Regions from separate parts of the Homo sapiens genome. Here region 1 is linked to region 2. Evidence: chromatin loops called from intact Hi-C (ENCODE). Cell type or tissue: IMR-90. All regions are shown on one strand. Each heading gives the region's core, and the rest is flanking DNA. Links, peaks and the distances in the headings are about the cores only. Region 1 has its middle 150 kb from the start of MIR744. Region 2 has its middle 100 kb from the start of MIR744.

Region 1 (8,336 bases), core at 204-8,203, 50 kb before region 2:
GCATATATTAGAAAATTGATTTTAGTATTTGATTGACTATGTGTGTGTGCATTCTTTGAGTTCTCCTTTGAACTGGTTTAATCATCTTACTGGTCTTCTCATTAACAGTTAACTGAAATATTTTATATATATTAATTTTATGTTTCTATGGCAGTTGTGATATTTACCTTTCTAAAAAAATGTTGTCTTTTAATGCAGCCTATTATGCTCAGATCAATGATCAGCAGGAGTACCTAAGTTTGGGTATTTGAAGGAAGCCTACCTTGCCATAAAAGGCTGAGTTGTACAGTTGGGAGAACTAAACCCCACACTCTGAAGTCCTGGTTTCAGCAAAGATTCTCATGGCTAAGAAACATGCGAAACTATCAAACGTCAAAGGACCACTTTAGTTTGAACAACAGGTACTTCGACAGTAATAAGCATAGACCAAAAGCCATAGAGGCCTTGCCAACACTCTGCTCTGTGCTAGGCCTTCGGAACATTGAGAAGTCCCTGAGTATGGTAGAGGGAATGGGGCAGATGAGAGAGCCCCAATTCTGTCTGAGATGGAACCTCTGCCCCCCAGGAGGGAGGAGGCTCAGTGTTGATTTTAATTTGAGTTGGTGGAATAGTAATCACACCTGCTACATTGGCCTTTGGGAAGTAAATGGAAAAGATTTACGCTGTGGGTGGATTTACAGATTTTGAACATGCCCCCCATTGAAGGGTTGGGGTCTTTTCATTTCAGCCTGACTTTAAGGTAGACTCTCTATCCCTATCTTGTTCTGTCCTTTTGACCATCCCCATATATTTTGGCTCTTCTTTCCATCCAATTTTTCTCTCTTAAGGTGTAATAATAGAATCTGTATACAGTGTTCAGGTGTCGATTTAAGATGTAGCTGTTTGTTTTATTAACAAAACCCTTTGCAACAACCCTTTGTTAACTGCCCAAATTAACAATAGACTACAAGCTCGGGTCACAATAAACAACGACTTCAGAGTCCTTTAACTAAACTGTAACTTGAAGCACCATGCTCTTCATCATAGGCACGCAACTCGATAGTTCACTCTAAAGGAATTAGAGTGAGTTCATCCATATTAAAAACAACTTTTTCTGCTACCATTTATTCTCATTAAGTTTGCACTTATCTACCTAAAAGAGATGACTTTTTTCTTTTTGGGTTTTTTTTGTTTTTTTTTTCCGAGATGGTGTTTCACTCTTGTCGCCCAAGCTGGAGTGCAATGGTACAATCTCGGCTCACCGCAACCTCCGCCTCCTGGGTTCAAGTGATTCTCCTGCCTCAGCCTCCCCAGTAGCTGAGGTTACAGGCACCTGCCACCATGCCCAGCTAAATTTTTTTTTATATTTTTAGTAGAGACGAGGTTTCACCATGTTGGCCAGGCTGGTCTCGAACTCCTGGGTCTCAAGTGATCCGCCCGCCTCAGCCTCCCAAAGTGCTGGGATTACAAGCATGAGCCACCACGCCCAGCCAAGAGATGACTTTCATATCAAAATGTGATCACTGTGGATTTTCTCCTACAGATGGTATATCATGACACTTCGTAAGACTTGCTTTGGCAACACCCCCAAAAGTTCCACGCTGAATAGCGTCCATCCCTTCCCTTCATAGCTACAAGCCATTCCCTATCTCACCTAAAACAGCCTCTGTTAACCCTAAAAATTTCAAAGATGACTTGAGTGTCAAATTAGATATTTTTAATTGTACTGCCGTATAATTTGCACCCATATGTAAAAGGCTTAAGCGTCAATTTGACTTTCACACGCCCTTCTACTATTTTCAAAAACTCTCATAAGTGTTACACAATGTCCTTTTTGGATTAGTGCCTCTCCCTCAATTGTTGGTTTATTATAAGGGAGGTGACTCGGTTCTTCATCATGGGCTCTGTCAGCGTACTAGGATTTGCAAGTCACTCTCACTGGCTGTAAGTACTCGGTAAGGTCCCTGGGTCACTTTTCATCAATAGGGCTCATAGTTGAAACCTATGAGCACTGGACCAGCAATAATGAGATGAAGAAGAGGGACCATTTTTCTATTAGTGCTCCCTTTATTTTCTAGGGAACATCTAGACTTTGGCATGGCCATCATAAGCCCTAGGGACTTAGTCCTACTCTTGGGCGATGTGGCTTAAAAAATGGGAGGCTGTCAAGTGTGGTGGTTAAGATGACAGCCTCTATAGCATGGATTCAGAAGCTGCCTCCACCATTTAGTAGGTATATGATACTGAGCAATCTCCCTAGCCTCTCTCAGCTTCAGCTTCCTCTGATGGAGTGAGGGCTTTGGATGCTAGCAGAGTCCAGACTTGATGGGACTAGCAGTAGGGAGTCACTTGAGGTCCTGAAACGAGAATGTAATCTGTAAAATGGGAGAATGCTACGTGCCAACCTCATAGTTTCTCAGATAATTAAATGAGTTCAAATATGTAAAGCTTTTAAACCACGGCTTGACACACAGTTAACGCTGTAATAAAAATTTTTTTGATTCTATATGAACTGCCGTACTACCCAATACCTCCAACTTTTTCATTTGCCATGACTTTCTTCTAACAGAGACAGGCAAATCTAGCAAGAAGTCTTCTCATAGGCTATGTCTCTAAGACACAGAAACCACTTCCCAATTAAGTGAAAAAAAAAAAAATCTGTGGCCAAAACATTGACTGATTGAAGTTTTCACTTTTCAATCGGCTGTTGTCAGCAAATCCTTGTTAATGAGTTGTGATAGCAAGGCTAATGCTGTAGACAGCAAAGTGGAGCCCCCAGCTCAGAGCCTTTTGTACAGTGTCCATATATAACTTAAACGGTCAATTATGCCTCTGAAATTATTTGGAAGAGTCTCCCTTTTCTTTTTTTTCTTTTTTGAGATTGGATCTTTCTTTGTCGCACAGGCTGGAGTACAGTGGTGCAATCTCCACTCACTGCAACCTCCACCTCCCAGACTCAAGCGATCCTCCCACCTCAGCCTCCCAAGTAGCTGGGATTACAGGCGGTGCATCACCATGCCAGGCTAAATTTTGTATTTTTTGTAGAGACAGGGTTTCGCCATGTTTCCCAAGCTGGTCTTGAACTCCTGAGCTCAGGCGATCCGCCTGCCTTGGCCTCCCAAATTGCTGAGATTATAGGCATGAGCCACCGCACCCAGTCTCTTTTTTCATGACTGCAAATCTTTTGACAGATTTTCCTTCATTCCTTAGTCAATACTGTTTCAAACTAGCCTTTCCACAACTGCCAAAAGAACCTTCCACAATCATTACATTCTCATTTCGGGACCTCGAGTGACTCCCTACTGCTAGTCTCATCAAGTCTGGATTCTGCTAGCATCCAAAACCTTCATTCCATCAGCCTCTCTTCACCACTCCAGAGTCATCTCTCGTTCTTCTTCAACTCACTTTTTCTTCTCCAACCAACTTCTCTGCTCCTCCCTCCCTCTAGGATGCTTTCTGTGACATCCTTAGCCCCCAGACTCTTCTTCTCCTCTCTACAAATCCTTTTGTCCTTTTGTCTTTGACCCAAACCAAGCACAGACCACAAGCAACAAATCTTCCAGCAAGGACTGTAGGCTGGAAGTAGGCAGGAGGAACAGATGGCAAGCAGATATGCCAGACTTCAGTGTTAAGAATAAAGCAGCAGGATTTCAGGCCACACAGTGAGGGTCAGTGTCCTGAGAGCTGGGACCAAGAAGGAAACAGAAAAGGATGCTTCAGCATTGACCTGGGAAGCACAAAGTTGAGTGATCATCATCTGGCCCTGAGGTGGAGGATTTTGCCTCTTTTTCCTGTGGAAGGGTATTCTGATTGAGAACCAGATGATGGGTGATAAGTCATACACTGAGATCATGCAGAGTTGGATCTTTATAATCCAATAAAATATCCCCTTTGCCTACTAACTGTTTCTTTTCTGTGTGCACAGAGCACTTTGTTTACTTTGCTAGTTCATTTTATCGTACTAGAATACATGGCATTTTTGCCTGTACTTGGCTGTGATTTCCTTGAGGAAAGAGACTGCTTTTTTGCTTATTTGGTTTTACCAAGGAAAAATCCATTTAGCTGCAAATGATGGAAAATGTGGTTACAGTGGTTTAAAAAAGTAGATGTTAATTTTCATCACTTAATAAGAGGTCTGGAGGTAGGCTATCTGGTGAAGTTACTCGAACATAGCCTTAGAGACCTGGGTTCTTTCTTTTTACCTCCTTTAGCACATTGACCTTTGTCCTTAGGCTGTGACCTCAAGGTCACAAAATGGTTGCTGTATCTCCAAGCGTCGTAACCAGCTTCCAGGTCAAAGGGACCTTTCTTTTTCTTTTCTGTTTTTTTCCTTTATTGGTCAGAAAAGCAAGAAAGTGTTCATTTATATCCCATTAGCCAGAACTAGGGATCAGGGCCATTCCCAGACCAATTGCTAGCCAAGGGGAATGAGACAACTAGTTGTGACACACAGCACAAGGTTCCTCAGCCATGACTCAGAGCCAGCTTTGCCAAACAATAACTCTGAATTTCACCTTTAGGGAGAAGAGCCTGCCCTTTCTGAGATCAAAGCATCTCCATAGCTATGCGTCCAACACAATAGCTAACATTTGTAAGTACTTACTAAATGTCAGACGCTGTTCTTAAGCAGTTACATGAATTCTCATTTAATCCTCAGAACAATCCTATGAAGTAGGAACTGTTATTCATCCTATTTTACAGATGAACAAACAAATGGAGGTGCAGACACATGAAGTAACTGGCCAAGATTACACAACTAATAGGTGACAGAACCAAGAACAGAACCCAGGCCTACTGGCCATCAAGTCTGTGTTTCTATCTGCTGTGTTCCCCAGCTGCTCATCTCTCTCCTATGCCACACAGGGTTAGTAAAGTCAGTTGAATGAATGAATAACTGAATCAATGAATGCACCTTCCTCCAGAAGGAGCCCTGAGCTGCTAGGGGCTTCCAGTGCTGTTTGAAATCACTGTTCTTCATCCATCTTCTTAATGAGGTCAAAGTGTTGTTATATGTACAGGATTTATTGCAGTTCATTGTGCTCTTGGGGCAAAAAAAAAAAAAAAAGTCTGAATTTTTTTCTGGGTTTCCTGCCTAACAGAAACTAAGAAAAAGAAGTCTGCAGAAGTCTGAGCTTTATCAGCAGACTGAAGTAAAACAACTGTACATACATGTGAGTCTCGGGCCAAAAAATGAACAAAATGCAAAGCATGTCCAGACTTCAGCTAAATCCTTGAAAATTCTAGTAGCATGTCCCAGCCTCATTAAGAAAGGAGGGGAGAGACACTACAGGGTCATCACAGATCAGAGAGCTGGGCTGTAGATACTGTCCCAGCACAGGATGAACTCCAAGGCTGCAGCTGCAAGATGCCAGACTTCCAAAGGACAATTGAGCAATTCTGCCAAACATTTCAATATTTTGTCTACCCGGTGCAAACATCTAGACTGTGAATAAGCGATTGAATTGTTCTGGTTTCATATGGAGATTTGGCACCACTGCAGATGTAGCTACAGGCCTCCTAAGAACTTTCAGAAAGCACTGAGATTCTGCCTCTAAGTGGAGACCAAGACAAGGTTACATAGCCATCGTTTGGTTTGCTAAATAGTTTTAATGTGAATTTCATCTCTCACAGGGTTGCCAGACCTAGAAAATAAAAATGGAGGATGCCCAGTTCAGTCTGAATTTCAGATAAACAGCAAATAAATGTTTAGTGTAAGTACATCCCAAAAAGCCTTTGCTGACCTGGGCATCCTGTATTTTACCTAGCAGCCCTCGTCTTTTGGGACACATAAACCCAGTTACATTTATGTCACTCTGCTCTAGCCCCAGCCATAAAGATGAGGCAAGTTCTCCTTTCCTTGTGTTCTCAGCCACGCACAAGTGAGAAGAGCACCTTGAGTGGCTATCAGGGGACTGGAGCTTTGTCCCAGACCAGCCACTAATGAGTTGTATGAGCGTAGACAAATCATTTTCATGGTCTCATCTATAAACTAGAGGCTGAAATTCTGAAAGTACATAATTCTTCTATCACGTCCCTCTGAACCACACCGGGGGCTGACCAATGACAGGTGCATGGCCACATTTAACCCTCGCCACAGCCCTAGCACAGTGCACACCAGCAAGTGAGGAGCCTGGAAAGTCATGAGGTCTCCAGGGTCCAGCCACTGTTAACGGTGATGCTGTAATTTGCCTTTGTATTGTATGAAAGTGGAAATCCAGATACTCACAGCTAAGCCAGGCTAAATTCCACTTCAGTGTAAATGATTTTCTACATGATGACACAAGAATGAAGGCAATTAGGGGAGGAGGCAAGTTCCCCTCTTGGAGAGCCTTGTGAGTCTCACAGGCCACCTGGCCCTGAGCAAAGGAGAAGCAGCAACTTCCGATGTCGGCTAACAGAGAAGCAAGGAAGGCGCCAAGCCAGCGATGAGGCCAGACCACACACCAGGCACTATCGTCTAGGAAATGTTGGAAGGGCTACTTCTCCTCCCTGTCCTCACAAGCTGTTGCCTCCCCCTGCCATTGCCTCACACCAACTCAAGACTGTGCCTCTTCTCATTTTCTCTTTTCTCTGTCTAGCTCCTTGGAGCTGCTAGAATGAAGTGTTAGGAACATCCTCTCACTTTGAATGTCCCAAGAGCTCAGCCTCCCTCCTGGCAACTGAGCACACTCCTGAGCTGTAGGAAGACTCTCAGGAACCTCTGGTATTCAGAGACTTTTCAGAGTTTGCAAAACCCAGATTTCAGTTCTCACAAAGGTCATAAGAGGTTGATTCCATTGTGAGTATGGTGCGGTCCTCTCTCCATTTAAAGGTGTGAGAGCAACATGGTTAGAAAGTAGCAAAGCCATGACTCCCAGACAAGTGTTCAGATTCTATGACCACTGTACCTTATGGATGCTAACTTGTCTACATGACAAGTTATGACTTGAGTATAGGACAATATTCTGTGACTGTCATGGTTAATTTTATGATGTGTCAACTTGACTGGGCTAAGGGATGATAAAACAGTATTTCTCAATGTATTTGTCAGGGTGATTCTGGAAGAGATTAACATTTGAACCAGTGGAGCGCATAAACAAGATCCATCCTCACCCATGCAGGTTAGCACCACCCAATCCACTGAGGGCCCATCGAACTCACAGAGGGCCCATTCACCCACTGAGGGCTCATCCAATCCACTGAGAACCCATTCAACCCACTGTGGGCCCATGCAATCCACCGAGGGCCCATCCAGCCCATTGAGGGCCCATCCAATCCACTGCAGGCCCATCCAATCCATTGAGGGCCTATCTAATTCACTGTAGGCCCATCCAACCCACTGAGGGCCCACCCAATCCACTGAGGGCCCAAATAGATCACAAAGACAGAGACAGGGCAAATTCTTGCCATGTCTGCTGGGACATCCAGCTTCTGCCTTCCTGGCTCTCGAGCCTTTGGGCTCGGACTGGGACTCAAACCACTGCACCACCCGATTCTCAGGCCTTCAGACTCAGACTGAACATTACACCACTGGATTCTCTGGTTCTCCAGCTTGCTGATGGCAGATTGTGGGACTCCTCAGCCTCCATAACCAAGTGAGCCAATTTCTACAATAAATCTCCTCTCACACAGAGATATCTGTAGATACAGCCATATCTATAGATAGAGTTAGAGACATATCTATAGATAGATAGATAAAGATATAGATATAGATGTTGTTTCTCTGGAGAATCTTAATATGTGACTGACATGTATATAGGCAAATGACAACACAACAGGAAACCATCAAAACGGGGTATTACCTGTAGCACTCCTCAACAGCCGAGCTAGGGAGGTTTTTTACAAGGATTCAGAGTTGACTGTGGTTTGGCCTGCACTCTCATTCAAACATAGTGAGAACCAGCTAAAACAAACAGGGAGTGGAGACAACCCTGTTAGAATTACACTCACTCTGGGCAACTGCGTTTCTAAAAATAATTTTAAGTTCTTGTCATCCAACTGGAGACAGGAAAATACTCCATTATTCAAGTCCCACAATTTTTTGCTGGGAAAGGAGCGCGCAATGAGAATAGTTATTAACTTCAGGAAGTAGAAAGCAAAATGCAGCTTAGAACACATTTGTTTGTTAAATAAAGACTGGACATAAACTCAGATCTTGCAGCTAAAACTATGGTCCTTCGTGTATGGAAAGAGCGCCTGAGAAATGCTCTGTGCCCTGATAAGGAAGTGTAAGAGGCCCACCTCTGGGGGCTGGAGATTAACTGTAAGAGTTAAGTGAGGAGGAGCCGGCTATTCTGGGAGTCAGATAACAGCAGTATTTTCGATTTTCTTTCAGTCTGGGCAGCAGCCATTCCTCAGGTTTAAAAGCAATCATAGTT
Region 2 (8,336 bases), core at 275-8,274:
CATTAGACATCTATAGAACCCTCCTCCATCCAGCTACAGCAGAATACATGTTCTTCACAAATGCACATAGAACATTATCCAGAATAGACCATATGGTAGCCCATAAAACACGCTTCATTAAATATAAGAAAATTGAAATCATATAAAGCATGTTTTCTGAACACAGTGGAATGAAATTAGACATCAATAACATAAGGAGACAGAAAACGCCTAAGTACACGGAAAATAAACAACACTATTAAATGGCTAATGAGTCAAAGGAGAAACCATGCAAATTAGAAAATAGTTCAGGGTGAATAAAAACAAAAACATGACATATCAAAACTTATGTGACATAACTAAAGCCAGGCTTAAAGGGAAATTGTAACTGTAAATGCCTATATTCATAAAGAAGAAAAATACCAGATCAATAAGCTAAGCCTCCACCTTAAGAAGGAGAAAAAGAAGATCAAACCAAACTCAAAGCAAGCAGATACGAAGATATAATAAATATTAGAGCCCAATCAAATCAAATAAAGACAAAAAACAGCAGAGAAAGATCAATGAGACAAAAGTTCGCCCTTTAGAAGTTCAACAAAATTGACAAACCTTTAACTAGACTGACTTTAAAAAAGGAGAAAAGACTTGAATTAGTAGAGTCAGGAATAAAAGAAACAACATTACCAATGACATTACCAAAATAAAATGGATTATAGGTGAATATTATGAACAATGTATGCCAACAAATTCGATCATTTCAATGAGATAGACAAACTCCTAGAAAGATACAAGCTATAAAAACTGACACAAAAAGAAATGGTAAATACGAGTAGACCTATAACAGGTAAAGAGATAGAATTAGTGATCAAAAAAAGTTCTCAAAAGGAAAAGTTTATGACAAGGTTATTTCACTGCTGAATTCAACCAAATAATTAAAGAATTAATATCAATACAGTTTTATTATCACCCATCTCCTTTGTACTGTTATTGTCAAATATATTATATTTCTATATGTTATAGACCCAAGAATACAAATACAAATACACACACACACACACACACACACACACACACACACAGAGACACTCTTCCAAAAAATAGGAATAGGAAACACTTCCCAATTTATTCAATGAGATCAGTGTTATCCTAATACCAAAACCAGACAAAACATGACAGGAAAAGAAAGCAATCTATCAATGTACCTTATAAATTGCTTACAAAAATCTCCCTCCCAAAAAGTACTATCAAATCAAACCTAGCAATGTATAAAAGTTATTATACACCATGATCAAGTGAGATTTATCCCCACAATGCAAGTTGGCATAGCATCCAAATTCAATTAGGATAATACATCACATTAATAAAACATAGGACAAAAGTACATGATTATCTCCATAGATACATGTGATATTGTGATATAATAAGGAACGTATATTTGGTTTTCATCTCCTGTTCCTAGCACAGAGCTCCTAAAATCCTTGGAATTTCCTTAGTGATAAGAGTAAAAATAAAGCTTTGCTATTTATAATAAGCCCCTTTCAACTATACCTGAATTGATGCTAATCAGGAGACCCTCGGAGGAGCAGAGCTGGTTGCTAGAGGAACCAACCACGTGATTAGAGGGTTGGAACTTTTAGCCCCAACTGTAGCCTCTGGGGAGGGAAGTGGGGGTGAAAATTTGACCTCATCTTCAGTGGCCAATAATTAACCAATCATGCCTATGTCATGAAGCCTCCATATAAACTTTTTTTTTTTTTTTTTTTGAGACAGAGTCTTGCTCTGTCACCCAGGCTGGAGGGCAGTGGCATGATCTTGGACCACTGCAACCTCCGCCTCCCAGGTTGAAGCGATTCTCCTGCCTCAGCCTCCCAAGTAGCTAGGATTAAAGGTGCCCACCACCACATCTGGCTAATTTTTGTATTTTTAGTAGAGACGGGTTTCGCCATGTTGGCCAGGCTGGTCTCAAACTCCTGACCTCAGGTGATCCGCCCGCCTCGGCCTCCCAAAGTGCTGGGATTACAGGCGTGAGCCACGGCACCCAGCCCATGTTTTCCATGGTAGGTGAAATAGGCAAAGATGAATACTTTAAACATAGCTGTGGTAATAGTAACACAAAAGACCAAAGTAATAGTAAGAAAACCTCCATGAGGCCGGGTGCAGTGGCTCACGCCTGTAATCCCAGCACTTTGGGAGGCTGAGGTGGGCAGATCACCTGAGGTCAGGAGTTTGAGACCAGCCTGGCCAACATGGCAAAACCCCGTCTCTACTAAAAATACAAAAATTAGCTGGGCATGGTGGTGCGTGCCTGTAGTCCCAACTACAGGCTGAAGCAAGGAGAATCGCTTGAACCCAGGAGGCGGAGTTCACAGTGAGCCGAGATCCCGCCACTGTACTTCAGCCTGGGCGACAGAGAGAAACTCTGTCTCAAAAAACAAAACAAAACAAAACTTTAAATGATGAGGTTTGGAAAGCTTCCAGGTAAGTGAGCACAGAAAGGTGTGGGAGGGTGGCCTTCATAAAGAGGGCACAGTGGCTCCACACTCCTTCCCACAAACCTCACCCTGTGCATTTCTTCCATTTGTCTGTTCCTGAGTAGGCTTTCTAGTAAACCAGTAAATGTAAGTGAAGCACCCTCCTTAGTTCTGTGACTCATTCTATCAAAATTATTAAACATGAGGAGGGGATTATGGGAACTCTCAATTTCTAGCTCGTTGGTCAGACGTCTGAGTGACAACCTGGGCTTGAGACTGGCATCTGAATTGGGGACAGTCTTGTGGAGGCGATCCCTTAACCTGTGGGGGTCTGTGCTAACTTTGAGTAATCAGTGTCATCATTGAACTGTAGGACACCTGTTGATACCTGGAGCATTGGAGAATGGCTTAGTGTAGGAAAACCTCCACATATTTGGTGTCAGAAACGTGAGTGTAGAAGACACAGTTTTTTCTTTTAACACAGAAAAAGCATACGACAAAATCAAATGCTTTCATGATAAAAATACTAAACAAACTAGGGATAAAGTCAACCTAATAAAGGACATCTAAAAACCCACAGCTCCTGGCCGGGCGTGGTGGCTCATGCCTGTAATCCCAGCACTTTGGGAGGCCAAGTTGGACGGATCTCCTGAGGTCAGGAGTTCAAGACCAGCCTGGCCAACATGGTGAAACCCCGTCTCTACTAAAAAATACCAAAATTGGCCAGGCGTGGTGGCACACACCTGTAATCCCAGCTACTCAGGAGGCTGAGGCAGGGAGAACTGCTTGAACCTGGGAGGCGGAGGTCGCATGAGCCGAGATCACACCACTGCCCTCCAGGGATGTCCACTCTAGCCATTTCTACTTAATATTTTACCAGAAGTTCTAGCCAAGGCAACTAGACAAGAAAAGAAATACAGTCATGGATCACATAGCAACGTTTCAGTCAACAACAGGCCGCATGTATAACAGGCCCATGTCCTGACTCGTAGATGGCCATCTTTTTGCCATGTCCTAACACAGCAGAAGGGGCCAGGGATCTTCCCAAGGTCTCTTTGATAAGGGCACTAATCCCATTATGAGGGCTCCATTCTTATAACCTAATTTCCTATTAAAGCCTCTACCTAGTCATATTATTATGTTGGAGATTAGGATTTTAATATCTGAATTTGGAGGACACACAAACATTCAGACCATAGCAGATGCCATTGCAGGCTTTTGAGCAGGAGGCTGCCTGATACTATTAAGATTTTTTTTTTCTTTTTGAGACAGAGTCTCTTGATGGCTTATTAGAATTCTTTTTGTGTGTGTGACAGGGTCTCACTCTTTTGCCCAGGCTGGAGTACAGTGGGGAGATCTCGGCTCACTGCAACCTCCACCTTCCAGGTTCAAGCGATTCTCCTTGCCTCAGCTTCCCAAGTAGCTGGGATTACAGGCGCCTGCCACCACACCTGACTAATTTTTTTTTTTTTTTTTTTTTGTATTTTTAGTAGAGACAGGGTTTCACTATGTTGGCCAGGCTGGTCTCGAACTCCTGACTTTGTGATCCGCCCACCTCAGCCTCCCAAAGTGCTGGAATTACTACAGGCATGAGCCACCGTGCCCGGCCCTATTAAGATTTTTAACAGCGTCACTCTGCCACTGTGCAGGGAAGACAAGGTTAGATCAGGAGAGACCAGTTAAGAGGCTGTTGCAGTAACCATCGTAAGATGGTGGTGGGAGCGGTGGAGGCAGCAAGAAGTGGGTGGATCCTGGATTCATTCTGAATCGAGAGCCAAATGTTTGATGCTGAATGTAATGTGGAGTAGGAGAGAAAGCAGAGGTTTAGGGAAACACAAAGGTTTTGGCTGAGTAAACGGATAACAGAGTTGCCATTACCTGAAATGGGAAAATCTGTTGCAGGAGCAAGTACCAGAGAAGATAGGAACTTGGCTTTAAATATCGAGAACATGAGATGTCTCATAGGCTTCCAAGTGGAAATGTTGCATAAGAAGTTAGATAAATAAGCTAGAAGTTCAGGGGAGAGATCCAGATTGCCAATATAAATTTGAGAATTTTTCTCTTACAGGTGCCACTGAAAGCTTTGAAATCGAATGTGATCATCAACCGAGTATGTACGTGTGCGTGTGTGTGTGTGTCCTTATTTCAACGTGTAAGTAAGTTTCTTAAAAACAATGCCTGTTTGCCTGTGTTTCATAAGAACTCTATATACAACAAGGCAACAAATGTCATGATATGTATTACCCGTGTCTGTTACCCTGCTACTTGTTAAGCACAGGCCTCAACAAAATAAAAAAGCACAACACAAGTTCATCAGCAGAGAATTTGAGAACGGCAGGATTATTTTAAATTCTACACAGACACACAGCAAACCAAGTCTAGCTGTGCTTGGAAGCTAGTAGGCATTTAACTACACTTGATTTTTATTCAGTAATTTGTCAATGAATTGGGAAAGATGGTCTCTAGCCTTCACACGACCAGTTATTTGTATGACTATGAACAAATCATTTCTCCTCTCTGAACCTTTGTTTCTTTGTATGTAAAAGTAAGCGAGTGGAATTAGATAACCCTTAACTCTCCCTCTCTTAATAGTCAGCAACAAAAATCTTTTCTAAAATAAACCTTTCCTGAAACCTGCTCGTTTTACAGCTGTATGGCTCCCCCAAGTGGCCAATGAGATGAATGTAACTGAAATGAATGCCTTGTGTTTTATGCAGTGGTTATTAATAATTGAGTTCATTTATTGATCGTTCATCACGTGTCAGACACTGTAGTAAGCATTTCGGGTGCATTTTCTCATTAAATTCTCACCAGAACACTATAAGACAGTTACTGTGTGTATATCCTCATCTGTAAGAAATTGAGACATAGGATTCCACATAGCAACAGGAAATGACGATCCGGGATTGAAACCTAGGCAGTCTAAATCCAGAATGTAAACTCTTAACAACTATGCTCTCCAGTATAAGTCACTGTTCAGGGGTAAGAATGGATGAACATCCAAGGCTGGAGAAGCTTTTGGGGTATTGGCCCTTGACTTGGAGAGGTTATGAATGGCTACCTGCCTGTGGAGAGACTTGGCTGGCTGTCTTCTCACTTCCTGACGTCAGAAAGGATTTCAGAAGCCAATCGAGGTCCCCTTGAAAAGCCACTGCTATCCATGCTGTCCAGGCCCCCAGTGCTATAGGAAAGAAGGCAGGCTTCTAAAATCCATCAGGACTGGAAGAAGTATCTTCTACTCAGGCAGTTTCCTTAGATCAACGTCTTCAATAGCACAGTTAGAAACTGAATAGAAATTGACTTGCCTTGCTTTGCTTGTTTGCCTTCAGGTAGTTTAGGGGAGGCTTTTGGTTTTAAGATTTAGTAAAGTCGTATGTTTACTGCGGCACTATTCACAAAGACTTGGAACCAACCCAAATGCCAACAATGATAGACTGGATTAAGAAAATGTGGCACATATACACCATGGAATACTATGCAGCCATAAAAAATGATGAGTTCATGTCCTTTGTAGGGACATGGATGAAGCTGGAAACCATCATTCTCAGCAAACTATCACAAGGACAAAAAAACAAACACCACATGTTCTCACTCATAGGTGGGAATTGAACAATGAGAACACACGGACACAGGAAGGGGAACATCACACACCAGGGACTGTTGTGGGGTGGGGGAGGGGGAGGGATAGCATTAGGAGATATACCTAATGCTAAATGACGAGTTAATGGGTGCAGCACACCAACATGGCACATGTATACATATGTAACAAACCTGCATGTTGTGCACATGTACCCTAAAACTTAAAGTATAATAATAATAAAATTTTAAAAAAAAGATTTAGTTAAGTGACCAAGATAAGCAACTAACAATTAGCTGAGCCTGTGGAATCCAGGTTTTCTGGACCCGTATCCCATTCTTTTTCCTCTTTCACCTGCAATTTTAAAAACAATTTTTAACTTCAGTAAAATTTACCCTTTCCGCTGTACATTTCTATGAGATTTGACAAAGCATAGCCATTTCTTCAACTTTTGACTTCTTTCCCCAATCCACCCACTATAGTTAACTTTTCAGCACCCTCAGGGAGTGTGGCCTCTTGTATTCTGCCTGGAGTTTTTAGTTGTTGTTAATGGGAGAGATAGTTGAGGTGGGCTTACTGCATCTCTGCCAGCCCCGGAGCCCTCTAGATAGTTTTAACATTTTGGAAAGAACAATCTGTTTGTATAGTAGTTGGGCTTAGTATGTAAGGAAGAGAGAACTTTCCTTACTGGCTGGGGAGCAGGTCATGGATTGGTCCATGAAGGGGTCCCAAGGAGAAGGAAACAGGAACCCGAGCCAGGTAGCCCCGGGGCTCAGACGGAACCTTCAGGGATGCTCAGATCTAAGGCCTTCAGCAAAGGTTGCCTGGGCAGTTGAAGGAATTTCACTCTATGCCTCCAGGCCTGAAGTCTGTCCGTTTCTCTTCCTACACGAATGGGCTTTCCTTTCTATGAACATTCTCTACCGTGTAGCTTCTGCTCACAAATGGCTTCTGTTCCCTTGGAATTTGACTTATGTGTGACTTATACATCATGCTTCCCCTCCTCAGGGGCTCCGTAATTCTGTTTTCTTTCAGCCTCAGTTCCCACCGTCACCTGCTTATCTCAATATTTCCCAGTTCAAATTATTGACAAAGAATAAATAATTTGTCCACTCATCGTTTTCCATCAGCCCTGTCATAGCCTCGCCTATGGCTCAATTAATTCTCCATGGTCCAATAAGTTATAACCAGCCGGAGAGGGTAGAAGGTATTGTCACCTGTTACTCTGTGGCGGCCTGAGGTTGTTCCTGTCATCGCCCTATCTAGAATAATTAGAACTGCCAAGGTTCTTCCTCTACTATTTTTGTTGTTGTTGTTGTTCTCTAACAGCTTTTTTCTCATAATTTTTTATTGTGGTAAAATACGCATATCATGAAATTCACATATATTTAAGTGTACAGTTCAGTGATATTAAATACACAGGCGAGGCCGGGTGTGGTGGCTCACTCCTGTAATCCCAGCACTTTGGGAGGCTGAAGTGGGAGGATGGCTTGAGCCCAGGAGTTTGAGACTAGCCTGAGCGACATAGGGAGACTTTATCGCTACAAAAAATTTAAAAATTAGTTAGATGTGGTGGTGTGTGCCCGTAGTCCCAGCTGCTTGGGAAGCTGAAGTGGGAGGATCACTTGAGCCCAGAAGGTCGAGGCTGCAGTGAGCAGTGGTTGCGACAGCGCCACTGCACTCCAGACTGAGCCACAGAGGGACACCTTGTGTATAAACAAACAAACAGGCATACCTCAGAGATATTGTGGGTTTGGTTCCAGACAACCACAATAAAGCCAAGCCAATGTTGCAATAAAGTGAGCCCTACAAATTTTTTGGTTTTCCAGTGCATGTAAAAGTTTTGTTTACAGATTCTGGTTTTTTTTAGACAGTTTCACTCTTGTTGCTCAGGCTGGAGTGCAATGGCGCGATCTTGGCTCACTGCGACCTCCCCCTCCCAGGTTCAAGGGATTCTCCTGCCTCAGCCTCCCAAGTAGTTGGGATTATAGGCGTGCACTACCATGCCAGCTAATTTTGTATTTTTAGCAGAGGCAGGGTTTCACCATGTTGGCCAGGCTGGTCTCAAACTCCTGACCTCAGATGATCCACCCACCTCGGCCTCCTGAAATGCTGGGATTACAGGCCTGAGCCACTGGGCCCAGCCTGTTTACAGATTCTGACGGTGCAATTGTTGTCTAGCTAGGGAGACAGATCCCTGGCGCTTCCTACTCCTTCATCTTCTCAGACTTCTCCTCTCTAGAATCTTTTAAAAATTTTTACTGTGAAATATTTCAGATAAATAAGCATATATAAAAGATACATGTACG

Evidence for each region. Peaks named below come from ENCODE experiments on the same cell type or tissue, not always from the same donor. Only the 100,000 strongest peaks of a DNase experiment are listed, where the experiment ranks them.
Region 1: it touches region 2 in a loop (6-fold over the local background); 4 of 110 quality-filtered maps call a loop at or near these places.

Annotation. Positions count from the first base shown.
Region 1 is chr17:12,227,601-12,235,936 of GRCh38, reverse strand. No RefSeq gene overlaps it. Among named protein-coding and RNA genes, the nearest start is that of MIR744, 150 kb to the right of the region's middle. In IMR-90, for the core only: no CTCF peak of the experiment used is centred there; a DNase peak (open chromatin) is centred at 4,426; H3K27ac peaks cover 574 bases.
Region 2 is chr17:12,177,642-12,185,977 of GRCh38, reverse strand. No RefSeq gene overlaps it. Among named protein-coding and RNA genes, the nearest start is that of MIR744, 100 kb to the right of the region's middle. In IMR-90, for the core only: a CTCF peak has its summit at 5,107 (motif pointing left); a DNase peak (open chromatin) is centred at 5,097.